Regions from separate parts of the Homo sapiens genome. Here region 1 is linked to region 2. A link is an interaction called in ENCODE POLR2A ChIA-PET data of the cell type or tissue named here. Cell type or tissue: MCF 10A. All regions are shown on one strand. Links, peaks and the distances in the headings refer to the core of each region. The heading gives the core; the rest is flanking DNA. Region 1 has its middle 72 kb from the start of PTCD2. Region 2 overlaps ZNF366 (zinc finger protein 366).

Region 1 (4,400 bases), core at 198-4,197, 93 kb after region 2:
CATCGCTATTTTCTTTACCTATTGCTAGGCTTTTTTCTCCTCTCTTTTACACTCTACTAACCAGCCCCATCCTGTGCCACCAGAAAAGAGGTGAGTGAATAACAGGGAAGAAAGCACTGCCATTCCATCCTTGGACCATCTGGAGTTAAGAACTCCCCTCCTTAAACAATTAAGTCCTCTGTTTTTTCACTTATTGTCCCCAGAAAGAATCAATAATGTTATGTTGTTTGTTTTTTGAGATGGGTCCAACTGTTCTTCGAGACGGGGTCCAACTATGTTGCCCAGGGTGGTCTTGAACTCCCGAGCTCAAGCAATAACAACGTTAAGTTTTAACCACTTCTTCCCTTCCTGCTCGTCTGGATTGCTAATAACTGTTAATATTAATTTAATGTTAGGTTTAATGCAACATTTATCTCAGAATAACTTTCTTGCTGCGTTTTAGGGGTTTTTTCTCCCCTTCATTCAAATCAAGGTCATTTTTCTCCAATCTCAAAGCAATGTTAGAGACTGTGCCTATATGAAACTCCCTTATCACTATTTTTCTTCAGTAGAATACTTTTGAGCTGCTTTAGGGATATAGCAAAACAGAAAGAGAAGAATATATGTTCCCATGCACCCATTTATGGTAGAACCATTATACAAAAAAAGTCAGTCACAACGAAAGCATAATCCATAAAATATGAATGTTGATAAATTGGACTTCATCACAATCAAAAACTTTTGTACTTCAAAAGACCCCACTAAGTCAACAAAAAGACAAGTCGCAGGCTAGAAGAAAGTACTTGCAAATCATGTATCTAACAAAGGACCTGAATTTAGAACATATAAAGAACTCTTATAACTCGATATACAAGAAAACAAACAACACAATTTAAAAATGGACTAAACAAATATTTCACCAAGAAGATATAGGATTGTTTAACAAGCATATGAAAAGATGTTGGATGTCATTGCTCACTAGAGAAATGCAAAGTAAAACCACAATGAGTTACTACTCGATACACTAGGGTGACTAAAATAGAAAAGATGGACAATAAAGAGTGTTGGAGAGAATATGAAGCAATTGGAAAATTGCTGATGGGGATGGAAAATGGTACAGCTACTTTGGAAAATAGTTTGGTAGTTTCTGAAAAAAATAAACATAAACTCACCATACAAACCAGTAATTCCACTCTGAAGTGTCTATCCAAGAGAAATAAAATCAAGTATCTATACAAAGACTTGTAGGCAAATGTTCATTGCATGATTATTCATAAAAGCCAAACTTTATGCTAACTGAAAGGAGCCAGATGTACACATGAATACATATTGTATCTCATTTATATGAAATCTATAGAGACAGAAATTAGATTAGTGGTTTCCTGGGGCTGAGGGTGGAGTAGAGATTCACTGCAAATGGGCATGAGGCAATTCTTTGAGGCAATGAAAAAGTTGTAAAACTGGGTGGTAGTGATGGTTGCATAATTCTGCAAAAATAATACAATTGAAAACTTGAAACAGACAAATTTTATGGTGTGGAAATTAATCTCAGTTAGACAATTTCCTTAATTCAACATTGCTAAGTGCTTATCTTTAGCTTTATTGATTGGCGTTTGAACCTATGAGCCCACCTTAATTTGCTAGGCATTTACTCATTTCTGGGCAAACTAGCATCAGAGGAGAGGGTCAAAACACAGTACATTATCACCTGGTGCTATTTACCCCTGCATGAAAACTGAGCAACTTATACTCCATACAGACTTTTAAAAGTGTATGTTGATTTCCTTTAGCAGTGTACCAAATTTTGACAATGTTAGTCAATGTCTTCAAACTCTAATATCAAATAAACAAATACATTTGAAATGCTAACTCTTAAACTTTACCAGACTGGTCTTCTTGCCACTAAGAGGGCATTAACCTACTCTGGTTTCATGCTGATAGAAGGTCAAGAATGTTTGCCATCTGCCCTAACTCCGTTCAAACATCATGTGGCCTGCCTTAGAGCTGTACTATTTTAGTAACAAGAATTATCCACCTGGGAAAGAGGCCAGAGTAGCTGAAGAAACCAAACCAGAAGCTAACAGACAGAATCCCCTTGTTTGGCTTTAAGTACTTGTAATGAAATTAAACTTTCTTGTCAGACTATTTACACAAATGCCAGTTCCACACAGGTTATAACTGGACTCTGTGCTGCACAGCTTAGGCAGTTTACTCATCACCTACCAAATATGCTCTGCCATGTTAAGGTAAGAAGTTATATAACCCTTTTCTTGGCAAACATTTTAAGCAACAACAAAATAGCCATGAGCAACAGAGGAAATTAGGCTGTGATTCATTAAACAACTCCAACTTAAATGCTATGGTTTGCATGGGCTCGAGTCCTCACAAATATGAATTCCCCCTAAGTCTTGAGAGGTCATTTGTGCATTTGGAAATGGAAAGAAATCTGATAATAGATGTCTCCAAAAGTGCACCCAGTCAGCTGGCTCTTCCATTTTCCTTTGTTTTCATGATGGGCCAACCTGATTCCAGTTGGCATGCTCTGCCAGGTATAGTCATTTCTAAGGGGCCTGGAGTCACTCTATCTCCTTTAGGATATCTGAGTGTCTCTAGTATAAAACAAGATATATTGATTTGGAAGGCTAATTTATAATCAGTATGCTGAACAAGAACAATTCTTAGGATGTAATCATCAAGCAATTTTGTCTTCTGCCCCCATTGACTCTAAATTAACTCTTCAGACTAGTTCTTCTCCAGCTCCTGGAAGAAGTCTCAAACAATCTCATGCTATTTCTGGTCACTCTCTGGGAATAAAATATAACAAGTTTTGATCTCAATTCAGTAAGCAAAAATATTTGGCTTTATATAATCATTGAAACTCTAAACTCGGTTTAAGGCTAAAACACTTTCTCCCTCCCATTTGCAAGTTACCAGCAGACAGAGGAAGCGACTTAGCTTCTCACAGTCTGCTTTTGCTATCTTTATAAAATAACATAGACTGGGGGGCTTAAACAACAGAAATATATTTCTCACAATTCTAGAGGCTGGGAGTCCAAGATCAAGATGCTGGCCAATTTGGATCCCGGTAAGGGCTCTCTTCCTGGCTTACAGATGGCCACCTTCTTTCTGTGTCCTCATATGGTAGAGACAGCAAGCAAGCTCTCTGCTGTCTTTTAAGTACACTAATCCTATTAGATAAGGGCTTATGATATCATTTAACCTTAATTATTTCCATAAAAGCCTTACCTTTTAGAGATAACTCATTAGGAGTTGAGGCTTCAACATATAAATTCGGGGGGACACAATTAAGTGCATAACACTCATTTCCCTCACCTTTCATCTCCTCCTTCATTCTCTCTTGCACCCATAGTATCTGACCTTTGAAGTATGGGGAAAGAGGAGATTAAAGAAGGCAGGACCATTGATACTGTCTGGAGCTGGTGTGAGCCTTCAGCATCCTCCCCAGGCCTGGCAGGCAATAAACCCAATTCCTTTTCTTAGGGGAAATGTTTGGAAATGCTGTACTCTCTTCCTGTTCCATGCCACACCTCTTTCCTCACTCCTAAGAATTTCATGGCTGACCTCCAGCCTCTTCCTGGTGAAGCCCCTTCTCCTCTTCAGACAACCCACATGGACAGACATGAATCAACTCCACATCAGCTCTCTTTGGAATGTGGGCCATCAAGTACATCAGAAACCTTCATGCTTCCTTTTACTTTCTTCCTCTTGAATCTGAAGCTCTAGAAGAACAGGCCAATCATGATGCAGTGCCAAATTGCTTTGCTCCTGTAGTCAGAGTGTCTCTCATTTTCACACTCCCCAGGCAGGAGTCAGAATACATCCCACCCTAATGCCCAAACTGCAGAGGACACACTTCTAGCTTTCTGAGTAGTGTCCCTGAAGCTCTTCTTTTTTGACCTGAGGGAAGGAGAGACTCATTCCACTAAAATCATCCCCCCAGTTCTCTCTTCTGTAACAGATGTGACGAATTGGTCCTCAGCACCAATTCCAACCTATTTTCTTGGGTGCTTTCCTTCATTGCAAAATTGAAAACAATTATTTTCAGATTATTTTGAATTTAGGATTCTAAATGCAAATAACGTTCTGCCAATTGAAGGTACTTGAGGCCAGGCATGGTGGCTCATGCCTGTAATCCCAGCACTTTGGGAGGCCGAGCGGGTGCATCACCTGAGGTCAGGAGTTCAAGATCAGCCTGGCCAACATGATGAAACTTCGTTCCTACTAAAAATACAAAAAATTAGCCGGACGTGGTGGCGGGCGCCTATAAGCCTAGCTACTCGGTAGGCTGAGGCAGGAGAATTGCTTGAACCCGGGAGGCAGAGGTTGCAGTGAGCCAGGATAGAACCACTGCACTCCAGCTTGGGCAACAAGAGTGAAACTCTGTCTCGAGGAAAAAAAAA
Region 2 (4,400 bases), core at 188-4,187:
AGATACACTAACTTATTCTGTGGTTTCCACCACACCTAGGAACTTGAGCTTAAGCCTTCCCCATCTTTTAACAGCAATATGCTTATCTGAAAGTGGGTCCCTGAGGGAGAGGGACAAGGGTTGCTGTCAGGCTAAGGGCATGGTAGTTGACCCTTGGCAGCTAGAGTATCCCAGAAGCCAAAGAGGGTAAAGGAAAAGAGGAGGAGGGAGAGAGGAGGGGAGAAGGACTGTGAAATGATATCAGAAGACTAGGAAGAACCCCAAATATGGCCTTAAAAGGCATATGGAAATGACTTGGAATCAAATTACTGAAAACATAGTTGTTAGGGAACCACATTTTTTATTCATTATATTTTTCTGATTCATTAAAAAAGACAAAGTACTTTGTTTAGAGCAAAGCAGGTTTTAGCCTGAGGCAAATTGTTTAACCTTGCTGGGGTCCAATCCATAAAGCACGAGCTCAAGCACTGCTCAGCCTAATGAGGTGTAAAGTTGCAAAACTCTTTGAAGACAGAGAGCTCAATTTCAGTATTATGCATTATTGAATAAAATGCCAGTTTAGGAAGGAAACTCTCCGGTAGCATTATATATGCCTAAACTGGTAGCCAACTGGAAGAGCTGGTTGTCAAAGCTTCATGACAGAAAGAACCTAATTGTTGATCACTTAAAATGGAAAATAAGAATCAGGGCGTAGTGGCTCATGCCTGTAATCCCAGCACTTTGGGAGGCCAAGGCGGGTGGATCACAAGATCAGGAGTTCAAGATCAGTCTGGCCAACATGGTGAAACCCCGTCTCTACTAAAATACAAAAAGCAGCCAGGCGTGGTGGCAGGCGCCTGTAATCCCAGCTACTCAAGAGGCTGAGGCAGGAAAATCGCTTGAACCCGGGATGCAGAGGTTGCAGTGAGCCCAGATCAGAGGCCATTGCACTCCAGCCTAGGTGACAGAGTGACTCCATCTAAAAAAAAAAAGAAAAGGAAAATAAAAGAACAAAGATATAAGCCAGGCAGTAACAAATGGCATGCACCATTACAGCATTGGCTTGGTTCAGAGACAGATTCCTGAGCTAAAGAAGGCCTCATTTACTGGAATGGAAAAATGTAAGGCCAGGAAATTGCTCAGAGGTCTCCTGTCCTTTCCTGTACACATGGGATGCACTATGTGTTGGCTACTGTTTTGGATCAGAATCTCACTTTTAGAAATAGCCCAAGTCTGTCCTTGGGAAGGGAGAGAATGTTGTGGTATATTTGTGTGTGGTGGTGTAGGGCAGGGGAGGTACACAGGATGTTGGGAGGAGCCAGTTAGACCCTCCCTGAATCCAAACTGTTTCCTTGGGCCTCACAGTCATCAGAACTGAGCTGTAAGATTGGGCAGCCAATCTGAGTGCAAGGAGCCTCCAAGTCTCCTGAACTAGCACCAAGGTAGAGCTGAGTTGGTCCCACTGACAGCACAGGCCAATTCTGCATGTTCAAGCCCAATGGCTGGTCTCAAGTCTGCCTATTTTTCAGGTGCATAGGCTAAGCTTTAGTCTCACAGTCAACAGATGTTTACCAGGCAACAACCTCTCACGAAACATTATTTTAGGCAGCAGGAATATATAAGGAAACAAAAGACAAATATTCCTGTGTACACAGAGTTGCATTCTAGTGGAGGAAAATGAACAATGACTAAAGTAAGGTGCACAGTGTGTTAGAAGATATGGAGAAAAATTAAGTCAGGAAGGAGAGAGAATACGGAGTGCTTGATAGCCAGAGTTCGGGTGGCCTCACTTCAGACACAGTATTGTGTAAAAACTTGAAGGAAGCAAAAGAGGCACGTGGGTATCTTGGGGAAGAGCTGTCCAGGCAGAAAGAACAGCAAGTGAAAGGCCCTGGGGTAGGAGAATGCCTGGTGTGTGCCAGGAACAACCAGAGGCTGGAGAGTGGGAGTGGAAGAAGCAAGTGAGCAGGTGGTAGGGCATGAGATCATAGGAGTAACAGGGAGAAACTTCATGTAGAGACTTGTAGGCCACGGCGCGGACTGTGGCTTTTACTCTGAAATAGATGGAAAATCACTAGAGAGTTTTGAGCAGGGGAATAACAAGATCTGATTTACATTTTAATAGAACCTGCCTGACTATTGTGTTGAGCAGACAGGAGCCCAAGGGAGAAGACAGGAGAAGAGTCAGGAGGCTGTTACAATGATCCTGGAAGGAACCTCTGGCGGCCTGACCAGGATAGAGGCAGTGGAAGTGGTGAGAAGTGCTTGGATTCTAGACAGACATTGAAAATGGAGCCCGTAGGATTTGCTAATTCATATACCAGGTTACTCAGATGGCCTGTCCAAGAACACATTAGTGAACTGGGAAGAGGTAATAAAGAAGGAAGGGACACAGCTAGAGCAGGCAGGATTCCAGTTGTTCTTCCTTTGTTCCTTTCTTTAACTGAGGGTCTGTTATGGGGCAGGCACAATAGTGACTGTGAACTAACAGGATCCCTGACCTCATGGAGCAAACAGTATGGAGAGAGTCAGACATTAAGTGAATAATCACACAAATCCATGTAAAATGACCACTCTAACATGTGCTGAGTGTCAATGTTGAAAAATATTTTTTCCGCATTTAATCAAGAGAATACAATAATTACTAAACATTTTTTAATGTTTTTTTACTAAATTTTTGAAATCCAGTGTGCATTTTACATGTACAGCGTACCTCTATCCAGGTCAACTGAATTTGATGTGCTCAAAAGCCACACGTGGCTAATGATGAGTACTGAATTATACAGCACAGCTCTAAACCATCAAGCCACACACATTTTAAAGTCATGAACAAAGCACTGGAAATATAGGTCCTTCTATGGTAATTTAAAAAGCAGGTAAGACTTAAATAGAGCCTCTTGCATTTTAAAATTGAATACTTTGTCATTAATTAGCTGTGTGCATTTGGGGACATCAGCTTACTATCCTGTGCCTCAGTCTACAATAAGGAAGTGTGATGGGGCTGGGTAATGGGTACTTACCCTTTCAGTCTTAATGATCATTGACTCTGGATAAGGAAGTCCAAATAGTTTTTCCTTCTCTTGTCATCGCTCCTGAAGAGATCTTTCCTTTCAACCTTAACACCTCTATGATATCTGAAAGGTGGAATTTGACTAGTTCAATAGTGAACTGACAAAACTCCAAAATGGCCTTCATTCCAAAGCAAAAGAGTTGAATTTTTCTAGAGAAATTTGAATACTGACTATTTAAATGATTAATGAAATTATTATTATTATTATTATTTTTTTTTTTTTTGAGACGGAGTCTCGCTCTGTCGCCCAGGCTGGAGTGCAGTGGCGGGATCTCGGCTCACTGCAAGCTCCGCCTCCCGGGTTCACGCCATTCTCCTGCCTCAGCCTCCCGAGTAGCTGGGACTACAGGCGCCCGCCACTACGCCCGGCTAATTTTTTGTATTTTTAGTAGAGACGGGGTTTCACCGTTTTAGCCGGGATGGTCTCGATCTCCTGACCTCGTGATCCGCCCGCCTCGGCCTCCCAAAGTGCTGGGATTACAGGCGTGAGCCACCGCGCCCGGCGATTAATGAAATTATTGAGTTTTAGGTATAATATACTATTGTGGCTAAGTTTTAAGAAAAATTACCCATGTTTAAGAGATACATTCTGAAATATTTATAGATGAAATAATATGATGTCATGGATCTGTTTCAAAAGCATCCCAGTCGGAAGGTGGGGAAAGTGAGTGAGGTATAGATGAAATGAGATTGGTCATGAATTGAAACTAAGTATAAGGACAGATATTATTCTGTCTACTTTCATAGTTTGAACTTTTCCTTAATAAAAAGTTTTTTTTTTAAGTAGATCTTCAGACTTTCTTAGATTTTAAACTTTCCCCTTAAATACTGTGTATCCCTCATGGTACAGATGAAAAAACCTGCTTGAGGGCCAGGAGCACATGATTCTTACTTAATACTCCAGTGGGATGAAGCCCCAGGCCCATCATTCCCATCACAGTTTAAATATCTCTGGCAGTTTTAGTAGTAACACAACTTTGTTCTCTCATCCTTCCCCTTGGTACAGTTTAGGATCAATATCTAGAAGTGAAAGGCTGTCTCCCCTGTGATTCAAGGAGAGCCCCCAAACTCTGCCAGAGCCACACAGGTGTCCAGGGAGCATGGCGATATATCACTGGTTTGTACAAAATACACTGAAAATCTAGAAAGGTGCAGATGCTTGGCTCACAGGCACAAAGAATGTTACTTCTTCTCATATTGTGGAAGCTACATGCCACAGAGACAGGTAGGGGCTATCTGAGGAAGGATCTCAGAGGGAATGTGACCTCAAAGGCCAGGAAGCCAGCATCTGGGACCCACCACAGTGGTGGGTATAGGTCTCTTGTTACCCTGGGTTGCCTGGGCATTATCT

Evidence for each region. Peaks named below come from ENCODE experiments on the same cell type or tissue, not always from the same donor. Only the 100,000 strongest peaks of a DNase experiment are listed, where the experiment ranks them.
Region 1: POLR2A ChIA-PET joins it to region 2 with 6 read pairs; 5 of 35 experiments call an interaction of 5 or more read pairs at or near these places.

The regions. Positions count from the first base shown.
Region 1 is chr5:72,390,238-72,394,637 of GRCh38, reverse strand. No RefSeq gene overlaps it. Among named protein-coding and RNA genes, the nearest start is that of PTCD2, 72 kb to the right of the region's middle. In MCF 10A, for the core only: no CTCF peak of the experiment used is centred there; a DNase peak (open chromatin) is centred at 2,087.
Region 2 is chr5:72,483,357-72,487,756 of GRCh38, reverse strand. The region is part of intron 1 of ZNF366 (zinc finger protein 366); the gene reads left to right. Among named protein-coding and RNA genes, the nearest start is that of ZNF366, 22 kb to the left of the region's middle. In MCF 10A, for the core only: no CTCF peak of the experiment used is centred there; a DNase peak (open chromatin) is centred at 1,906.